Regions from separate parts of the Homo sapiens genome. Here region 2 is linked to region 1. A link is an interaction called in ENCODE POLR2A ChIA-PET data of the cell type or tissue named here. Cell type or tissue: PC-3. All regions are shown on one strand. Each heading gives the region's core, and the rest is flanking DNA. Links, peaks and the distances in the headings are about the cores only.

Region 1 (4,825 bases), core at 385-4,384:
TGATCCGCCCACCTCAGCCTCCCAAAGTGCTGGGATTACAGGCGTGAGCCACCGCGCCTGGCCTAAATGTTTTAAATACCCTAAAAATAATGGGTGTATGTCAAAAGGACACAGAGCCACCTTGAAAGGGCTCCCCTCATGAACTCCAGGACAATGGCAAATAGATTACATTTCAGTGAGTAAAATACTAATCTATGAGGCCACATTTTATCTATCATCTATCTATCTATCTATCTATCTATCTATCTATCTATCTATCTGTGTCTATAGAGATATGTAGACAGATGGCACATAGGTAGGTAGGTAGATTGATTGATATACTCAAACAGAGAAAGAAAAGAAACCTTTTATTTATAATATAATGTCAACTAATACATGCACAAAAATTATGGAATTAGAGAATTATTATTTAGCAATCATCACAGTGATAATCCATTGAGGTAAGAAACATAAATCACTGCCAAACGATGGGATAAAAGTTGATGTAGAATGAGATATTTCACAGTTTTAAAGTATTTCTTCAAAACACTTATACAGAGAAAAAAAATAACTTTACTGTGGACAAACATGACAGCTACCATCTTACTCAAGTGGTCAGTTAATACCACCAGTAATAACCCAAATAAAAATCATGTGCCAGCTGATAGGATCCAGTGAGATCATAGAATCACTTCTGTGATAGTCCTGCCAAAAAGCCATAACTTGAATCATAATGAACAACACAGGGCTGGACAGAACGAGGAAATCACAGACAAATCTAAATTAAGGAACATCCTACAAAATAACAAGCCTGTAATCTTCAAAAATATTAAGGTCATGAAGGTCAAAGTAGGACGGAGGAACAAATTGTTCCAGATTGAAGGACACTGAAGAGGCATGACAAGTACGTGCAATGTACAATCCTGAACTAGATCTTTTGTCATACAGGCTGTTACTGGGTCAGCTGTAAACCTTGAAAGGGTCACTGGGTGAAGGGCCCATGAGAGTTATTTATAGTCTTGCATAACTTCCCTGTAGAGCTGAAATTACTACGAAGCACACAGGAGAAAAATGAAAAAAATAAAGTTATATATATTTACACAGTTGATGGGGCCAACATTGACATCTTGGTTCTAATTTTGACATCTATGCTATTTACCAATCTACAATTTTAAAATATATGCTCTTTTATTGAAACACATGAGGAATACCTTAGACGTTGTAAGACAGATCCTCATAATTTAAAGCTTTATGGACATAACTGGAGACTTGTTATCTGGTTGTATCCAGGGTGGTGCAATAGAAATATAATGCAAACCATATATATACATGTACATAATATATATATACATAATATATATATTAAATTTACTAATAGCTATATTAAAAATATAAAAAGAAATAAATGCACCTAATTTTAATAATATTTTATTTAACCTAATCCAAAATATTGTCATCTGAACATGTAATCAGTATAAGAAAATTATGACTGAGTTTTTTTTTTCACACTGAGTCTGAGATCTGGTATGTATTTCACATTTACTGCACATCTCAGTTTAGATAATAATTTTTCATCGGAAAGTTTTGATTCTCTATTTAGATGTCAAATAATTTATAGTTAAAAAATAGATTCACCTATATGAGTTACTCCAAGAATACTTAAACTTTTTCTAACATCTGAACTGAGTATGTTTTTAACTTAAAAAAATAAAAACTTAAAATTTAGTTAATTAGTTGCACAAGCTATATATTAAATGCTCAATGGCCACATGTGGCTGGTGGCTATCATAATGAACACAGGGCTGGACAGGTCTATATTTCATCCATTCCTATATATTTCTATGTATTTATTGTTGTGCATGTACATTGCTCACTCCATTCCTATATACAAATATGTACTGTAACTTTATGAAGAGCAGTGTACTCTTTTCATTTTGTTGCCTCAAGCAGAAAGATTTTGAGTGAAGCATGGTTCTAGACAAGTGAAGGAATCAGAGGGCCTGGCTCCTGATTTTCCACCTCCAACTGCTTGGTTAAACTCTCTTGAACCATGGCTGTCTCTGCTCTGGAACTTAGGTGAGTAAATATAGAAAGCACACAGCAGAATGGCACCACAAGGGAAAGATTATATGACTGAAAAGCACTAGATAAATATTAACTTGTTAGGCTGTTTTTATTTTTAGAGACCAGAAGCAGAGGACAGAAGATATTGCCATCACAAATTTCTCTGACTTTGGAGAAGTCAGTGAATTTGCTATTTTGACTTCTCTCCTGTAATGATAATAAAAGTACGCACTGTTCTATTCCAACAACCCTCACACATCTACACCACAGAATGAATTAGAAAATGTCAGCAAAATGCTATGCTCTCAAGAAAGAAAAGTATTGCAAATGAATTTATATTAATAATTGTTGCCAGGTGCTGAAATTATGGATGCTCTTTACCTTCTTTGTTAGGATTTTATGTATTTCCAAATTTTCTATAAAGCGATGAATTATTTTTATAATCATAAAAGCTCTTTTTCTAACTAAAAAATTAGAACAAGGTATTATGAATACTCTTTTATCTCCATTTTTTTTCTTTTTTTTTGTTATCTATAAGACTCTGAGTGAGACCTGAGTGTTAGCTGTTCTTACCGGAGAGCTTCAGCCACCAATTTGAACAGCTGGTCAGACAATCCTTTCATTTCCAGGATCTCAGTGTCTCACACTTGGTTGCTCCACTTGCGTGAGGCGGAGCTGGGGTTTAGTCTAAACAAACAGAAACAATTCATCACACTCATTCACAAATGTCACTCCTTTAGCTATTGCCCAGCCCCACCATTCTTGACTCTCTGCCAGTTCTACAGCCTTGTGCTTAGTCAGTCCTTGGCCAAGCAGCCTGTGAGGATGGCCCAGGCAGATCTTGGAACTGGTGCTGGTGATTCAGCAGGAAGAGGCTTTCTGTCTCACTCCATCCATCCTCACTCTCTGCCCTAATGAGCTGCCCAAAGGCTGCAGCTGCCCTCCTGACATCTCAGCTGGTGTGGAGGGCCTAGGGAGAAATTACCCATATGCTTTCTGTGCTTGTCGATCCCTGAAGTTTCAATTAAAGATGGTTTCAGATCTTTTTTTCTTTTTCTTTTTTTTTTTTAAATATCCTAACTTAGAACCCCTTGCTTCCCCTACAGGGCCACCACATACTGTGATGCAGATTGTCCTTGCACAACACCAAGAGGCACCATTCACACTGTAGCCTAAGTGAATGGCACCCTGTGTTGTTGAGCGGAACACAACCCATGCGGTCACACACAGGGCCCTGCCACTTCTGTGTTTTACCTCTTAAACTCCAGAATGACAAGCCTCACTCTTGGTGATGCAGCACAGTTGTAAAGGTGCAGGGAATAAAGGCAAGAGACGACCCAAGAGGCAAACAAAAGAAGAAAAGTACATTTGCCTGATCACGTACATTTCTGGGTACCATCAACACACCCCTGGAGTACAGTACCCTGAGGTGGCTTGCCAGGGTTCAAATATGTAATGCGTTTTGATAAACTCCAATTGTGTTATTTGTGCCTTCAAAGGATTCTTATTGAGGCTGGGACCCAAACACGTCAGTGTCACTCCTAGACACCTTCCTTTTCAGCACTTACTGTGATAACTGTGTTAAAATCAAATCTTACCTGTTCATTAAGGAAATAACAGTTAAAGGACAACAGCTGAAAAAAGAAGAAGATGAAGAAAAAAAAAATCTGTGGCTATGATGCAAATGTAGAATGTAGTGGAGAAGGGGCCAGAGAATAATGCACACTCTCTACAGATTCAGCACCTGGGATGCATTTCTCTGAAGGGCAGTTACCAGCAGTTAGTGGGTTACAGCCGTCACCACACCAGGGGATAAGGAGAGTGGGGAAATGGTTAAGTACACTTTTTTAAAAGACAGTACTTATCTACTTATTCTCATTTGTTGGATATTTGTTTCAAACACAAAACTATCCTTCCCAAATTTGCCTCTCAACACTGTTCTTTAACCTACTTACATACAGTGCCTGCCTGTCTTTCCACAAACATCTTTAAGCTTGACTTCTGCAAAACCTGCGGCAACTTTCCAGTCTCCAAGCCTGGGAGGCATCTTAGTACCTGTGGCTAGTACTTACTGAGCGATGACTGGGTGTCAGACATTGCTCTTACTGCTTTTCATACATTGTCTCATTTGATCCACAGGACAATAAAAAGCTTTGTGTTCTACTGTTAGATTCTTTTTATGGATGAGGAAATTAGGAGCTAAAGAGATTAATTTCTAAAGCAGCATTTCATGGCCAGAGTGGGTTGTCTGGGTCCAGAGTGCAGGTTGTAACCACCAGGTTCTACACCCCTCAATCCACTTCTCCCCCATTACCCTAACTTGTCTGCGGCGTTTGGCACTGCTGGCCACTCTGGCCTGACTTTTCTCTTTCCTGGTTTCTGTCTTTCTGTCTTTATTTTGCTTTTCCTGCCTCCTGTCTAGATTTAGCTTCTTGGTTCACTTTCCTCACTTCACCTCCTTCCACCTCCAGGGCCTATTCTAACTCTCAGCCCCAGGAACCAGCCTTTTTTGAGGGAGCAGGGAAAGGGAAGCAACCAGAGAGAAACTGTAACCAATGTAGCCAGAGAAATATTCCAGGAAAACGGCCACCATGTCGGCAACTGACATCTGGAATTCTAGACTCATCACAAAGGCCCTTTGTTTCATAGAGAAAGATGCAGAATCCAGATTCTGAGGTTTAGACTTACATATGCGACTAATGGTACAGCTGGGACCAGATTCGAGGCATGTATTTGCCACTCAGCCCAGAGACCCTTGGTTGCACCCCACTCCTCTGACAAA
Region 2 (4,825 bases), core at 290-4,289, 120 kb after region 1:
AGCTTATATTCTAGTGTCGTGGCACAGAGCTCTCTGTTCAGTTCCGTCTTGTTCAGCATTTCTATAACTAACTTCTTTAACAGTCAAGGACATGTTTATCCTACAAAGCTACAGCAATAAAAACAGTGTGGTACTAGCATAAGCACAGATATATAGAAATGGGTTAGTATTGAATGTCTAAAATAAAAAACCCAATGAGATATCACTTTACAGCCTAGAAGTAAACCCTTATATTTACAGACAATTCATTTTTGGCAAGAGTGCCAAGACAATTCAATGAGGGAAATCATAATTTTGTCAAAAAAAGTGCTGGGACAACTGCAAACTGCCTATCACATGGAAACAATGAAGTTGGACCTTTACCCCATGCCATATACCAAAATGAACCCCAAATGGATCAAACACCTAAATGTAAGTGCCAAAAATATGAAACTATTAGAAGACAATATAGGTGTAAATTTCTGTGATCTTGGATTAAGCAATGGATCTTAAATATGACACCAAAAGCAAAAGCGACAAAAGAAAACTAGGTAAATTTGACTTCGTCAAAGTTTGTAACTTTTGTGCTTCAAAATTCACCATCAGGAAAGTAAAAATACAACCCACAGTATGGGAGAAAATATTTGTAAATCATGTATCTGATAAAGGTTTTGTAGTCAGTATGTATAAAGAACTCCTACAACTCAACAATAAAAAGACAAGTATTCTAGTTAAGCATTGGTCAAAGATTTGAACAGACATTTCTCTAAGGAAGATACAGAAATGACCAACAAGCAGATGAAAAGATGCTCAACATCCTTAGTCATTAGAAAATGCAAAACAAAACCACAATGAGATTCCAACTTCACAGCCTCTAGGGTGAGTGCAGTCAAAAATGGGAACAATAATAAATGTGGTGGAGGATGTGGAGAAATTGAAAATCTTGTACCTTGCTGGTGGGAATTTAAAGTGGTTCAGCTGATGCAGAAAACAATTGGCATTTCTTCAAAAAGTTAAACATAGAATTACCATATGACCCAGTCATTTTATTTTAGGTACATAACCAAGAAAATTGAAAATATCTGTTCACACAAAAAAAGTATACATAAAATTTTATAGTAGCATTATTCATAATATTAAAAAAAAGAGACAATCCACAAGTGTGTTATATCAACACAATGTATTATTATTTGGCCATAAAAGTGAAGTGCCGATACGTGCTACAACATGTATGAATCATAAAAACACTGTGCTAAGTGAAAGAAATCAGAAACATATTATAGAACTCCATTTATAAGAGATGTCATAATAGGCAAATACATAGAGACAGAAAGTTGATTAGTGGTTGCTAGAGGATGGAGGGCTGGGGGATGGGAACTGCTAATGGGAGTGTTTCATTTTGGGGAGATAGAACTGTTCTAGAATTAGAGAATAGTGATAGTTGCACAACTTTGTGAATATTTTAAAAATCACTGAATTGTGCATCTTAAAAGAGTAAATTTTATGGTATGCAAATTATATCTCAATTAAAAAGACATGTTTATCATAATTATAAGTTACGTGAAGCTAGCAAAGGGAGTATTTGCATTGGATAGCAAAGATGACAGTCAGCACTCAGAAGAATCTTGACAGATTGGAAAGATGGGCTGAATCTGACAAGGTAAAATTTAGTAAAAATAAACATGGAATCCTAAAACTGCATTCAAGAAAAACCACTAATAACAGCCCTATAAAAATAATTCCAGGCTTTAGTTCACAGGAAGCCTGATGTGAGTCAACAGAATGTCACGTACTAAAAGGTTAATGTAATGTTTGCAATATTTAATAGAGTATAGTTACTCCAATGAGGAATTAACATCACTTTTTTGAGAGTTGGTCAGATGACACCTAGACTTTTGAGGTCAGTTCTGGTTGCTGTGTTTCAGGAAGCATCTAATTCAGTACATGCACCTAATCCAAATACATATTTGGCTTTCAGAAGTTTATTTTTTTTCATTTGAAAGCATTTTGGTGGGGCAGGACTTCCCCTTTCACCAGCCTCATCACTCCTTTGTTATCAAGCAGGACCAGACTCACATATGCATGTTACCCTTCAGCTTCTTATAAATATTTGTGTTTAGCCCCCCAGCCCCCCACCCATCTAGAAAACAAGGTCATGTAGACAGAATGGTAAAGGAATCCCAAAGCATGTTGAAAGACAAGGAACAACGGAATGAACTAGTTTTATTTGATGAGAAAAAAATGTGGGAGCCTTGGGAGTTGACTTCAAATATTTGAAGGTTTTCTTATAGACATGGGAAAGGAAAAATGAGTAGAACAAGGAATTTACACATTGAAGCCTCAGAGAAGAGGTACTTTGACTCAATGTAGAGAGCATTTCAACTGAGCTCTCTGTAGATGTGTGGCCTTCATCCAAATGTGGAGAGTCAGCTGAGCTATGTTAGCACAAGGTTAATGACCATTTAGGTGGAATTTATTATCAAATGGGTATTGGGTCTATATGATCTTTGCAATCTTTTCTAGTTTTAAGCTTTCATTATGATGCTAATTATCTGCCAAGCAATTCTGATGGTTTATTTATCCATTAGACACTCTACCAGAGACTGGAAACATAAGGCTCTCTCATGGATCTTGTTCTTTAGGAAGCTCACAGTATAAAAGGGATAATAAGAATATCAATACCAAGGAGTTATTTTAAGGATTAAATGATATAATGTTTGTAAAGCTATAGCTATGTCTAGCATGTTGCATATGCTCAATTAATGTTAAGGATCTTTCAAATTAGGGAAGACAGACAGTAAGAAATACAGTGAATCTCTATACTAGATAAACAGGGTACTGTGTGTGGGTAACTGATTGCTGGTCTGTGAGATCCCTCATTCCAGGATATTATCATATTGTGGTGGTTGGCTCTCGTAAAAATTGAATTACAAAGATTATCAATATAATTGTATATAAATTGTACCTTTCTAAATTGCTAGGGTCTTTGTTTTATATTATTTTGTATGGTATTGATGACGGTGGCACTGATTGAGGGGGGTGTGTGTGTGTGTTGTGTGTGTGTTTTACATGTGTGTACATGTAGGTTCATGTGAGTAAGGCCAGATTAACATATTGACAACTGATGGTTTTGATGTTGGAACCGAAGAGGATGCCCTATTTTATTAATTGAAGTAAAAACTGCTAGACCTCTGACTGATCATACCTCTAGAAAAGGTGACCAATGTCAGTGACTTCTCATTTCTATTTTCGTGTCTCTATTGCCAAGCCCTTTGCTAAGAGTCCATTTTGATGGAGTTTGTAGGGTTGAGAAAGAACCCAGAGGACCCAGCATGCCTGACAGTACTTAAGGGAGGGTGACGTGCAGGTGGTGGGCAGGCTAGGGGCTGGGGCAGTGCGGGAGGAGGCCTTAGAATGGGGACAAAGACAAAACAGCCCTTCATGCATTTGTCTGGGTGTGAGCAGTGGGTGTGCGAGAGAAAGGATGGCATGAGTGTGCAAACATGTGTACCCTGGCTGGCATAAGGTTTCTAGTTTTTGGTGAACTGGACTGAGAGTTGAGAAGCAAACGTTGATCTTATTTGTCGCAAACATTTTCAGGGTATGATGTCCCAGTGCGTCTCTCTCTCTCTTTTTCTATTTCTCTCCCTCCCCCTCAAGTTATAGCTATGAGTCAGAGATTAATACATTAACCAAATAATAACAATGGCTTTAATTTCCCCTCACAGGAGCTTTTGTTATTAGAAAGTTCAAATCTGGCCTCTTTCAAAAATAATCCAGACACTCTCAAGGGGCTTGCAGGGACTACCCTCTATCGTGAGCTCCTTGCTGAGCAGAAAGACTCTTGGCATCTGATACATCACAGAGCTCAGCCTGCTCCATGCCTGCACATTGATGAGATTAGGGCGTCAGCTTCTGGGTCACCTCCTCTGCTTTTGAGGCAAATAACTGGCTGTAGCTAGTTATATAGCCAAGAAAAATCAGCGTCCTCTCTTGCTTGCTCACCACCTTTGTCTGCCATTGTCCTGCTCATAAAGGGGAGGAGTGTGCTGGGAAGAGAGAGAGGAGAAATACGAGTAGGGATATGACTTTCCCTGCCCCCGAGCCAGGTGAAGTAGTTCATATCAGATGAATATTACTGTTATTAACCTTAAGGAAAGCATTTTGGTATTTTTAATACCCTGTTTTATTGAGGAAAGAAGGAAGAAAGAAAAGGAAGGGAGGAAAGAAGAGAGCAAAGAAAACTCCATATGTGTTTGCATATATTTATATGAATTGGAAAAAGCACTGTAAAGATATGTTTCAAGCTTGAATATTAGTTTATTCTGGGAGTACGACTGGAAGGCAGAGGGGCAGAAATTTTGCTTCAAAATCCTCTGGGCTGTGTGCCTTCTTAGAATGAGCATGCCATGTTTTTAAATATATTTAATATAATTTTTAAAGTAGTATTCTATCAAAAGAGGGTAGGATTTTTCAAAAACGTTTAAGTAGCATCTCTTGGTTGTTGATAACTCACAAAAAAAGTGTGTTTTTCCCTTGTGAACATTTTGCCTTCTTTGTTGTTACTGAGGATGACGCTAGCCACATTCAGGGAAGTATCCAGTCGGGCACATGGTGAATGTCAGGGCTATTTCAACCCCTGTATGTCTTTGGATTATTGGCCTGATTTCCCAGCTTAAGTAAACTGCCTCGATTTCCCCTTTTGTGGAATGCAGAGCACCAAGAGAGCTTGGCTGGGCACCTTAGGAGTGAATATTATTCAACTCTGGCAATGGAACTTTGGTCTGGCTTCACCAAGGTAGCCGAGGCGACAGGCACGCAAGCATCCCCACGTGTAAGGTGGGAA

The links. ChIA-PET counts read pairs that join two places held together with the same protein. Peaks named below come from ENCODE experiments on the same cell type or tissue, not always from the same donor. Only the 100,000 strongest peaks of a DNase experiment are listed, where the experiment ranks them.
Region 2: POLR2A ChIA-PET joins it to region 1 with 6 read pairs; 2 of 35 experiments call an interaction of 5 or more read pairs at or near these places.

Annotation. Positions count from the first base shown.
Region 1 is chr1:177,207,502-177,212,326 of GRCh38, reverse strand. All of the region lies in intron 1 of BRINP2 (BMP/retinoic acid inducible neural specific 2), which reads right to left. Among named protein-coding and RNA genes, the nearest start is that of BRINP2, 39 kb to the right of the region's middle. In PC-3, for the core only: no CTCF peak of the experiment used is centred there; a DNase peak (open chromatin) is centred at 2,796; H3K27ac peaks cover 2,001 bases.
Region 2 is chr1:177,088,226-177,093,050 of GRCh38, reverse strand. All of the region lies in intron 1 of ASTN1 (astrotactin 1), which reads left to right. Among named protein-coding and RNA genes, the nearest start is that of MIR488, 61 kb to the right of the region's middle. In PC-3, for the core only: no CTCF peak of the experiment used is centred there; a DNase peak (open chromatin) is centred at 1,810; H3K27ac peaks cover 3,494 bases.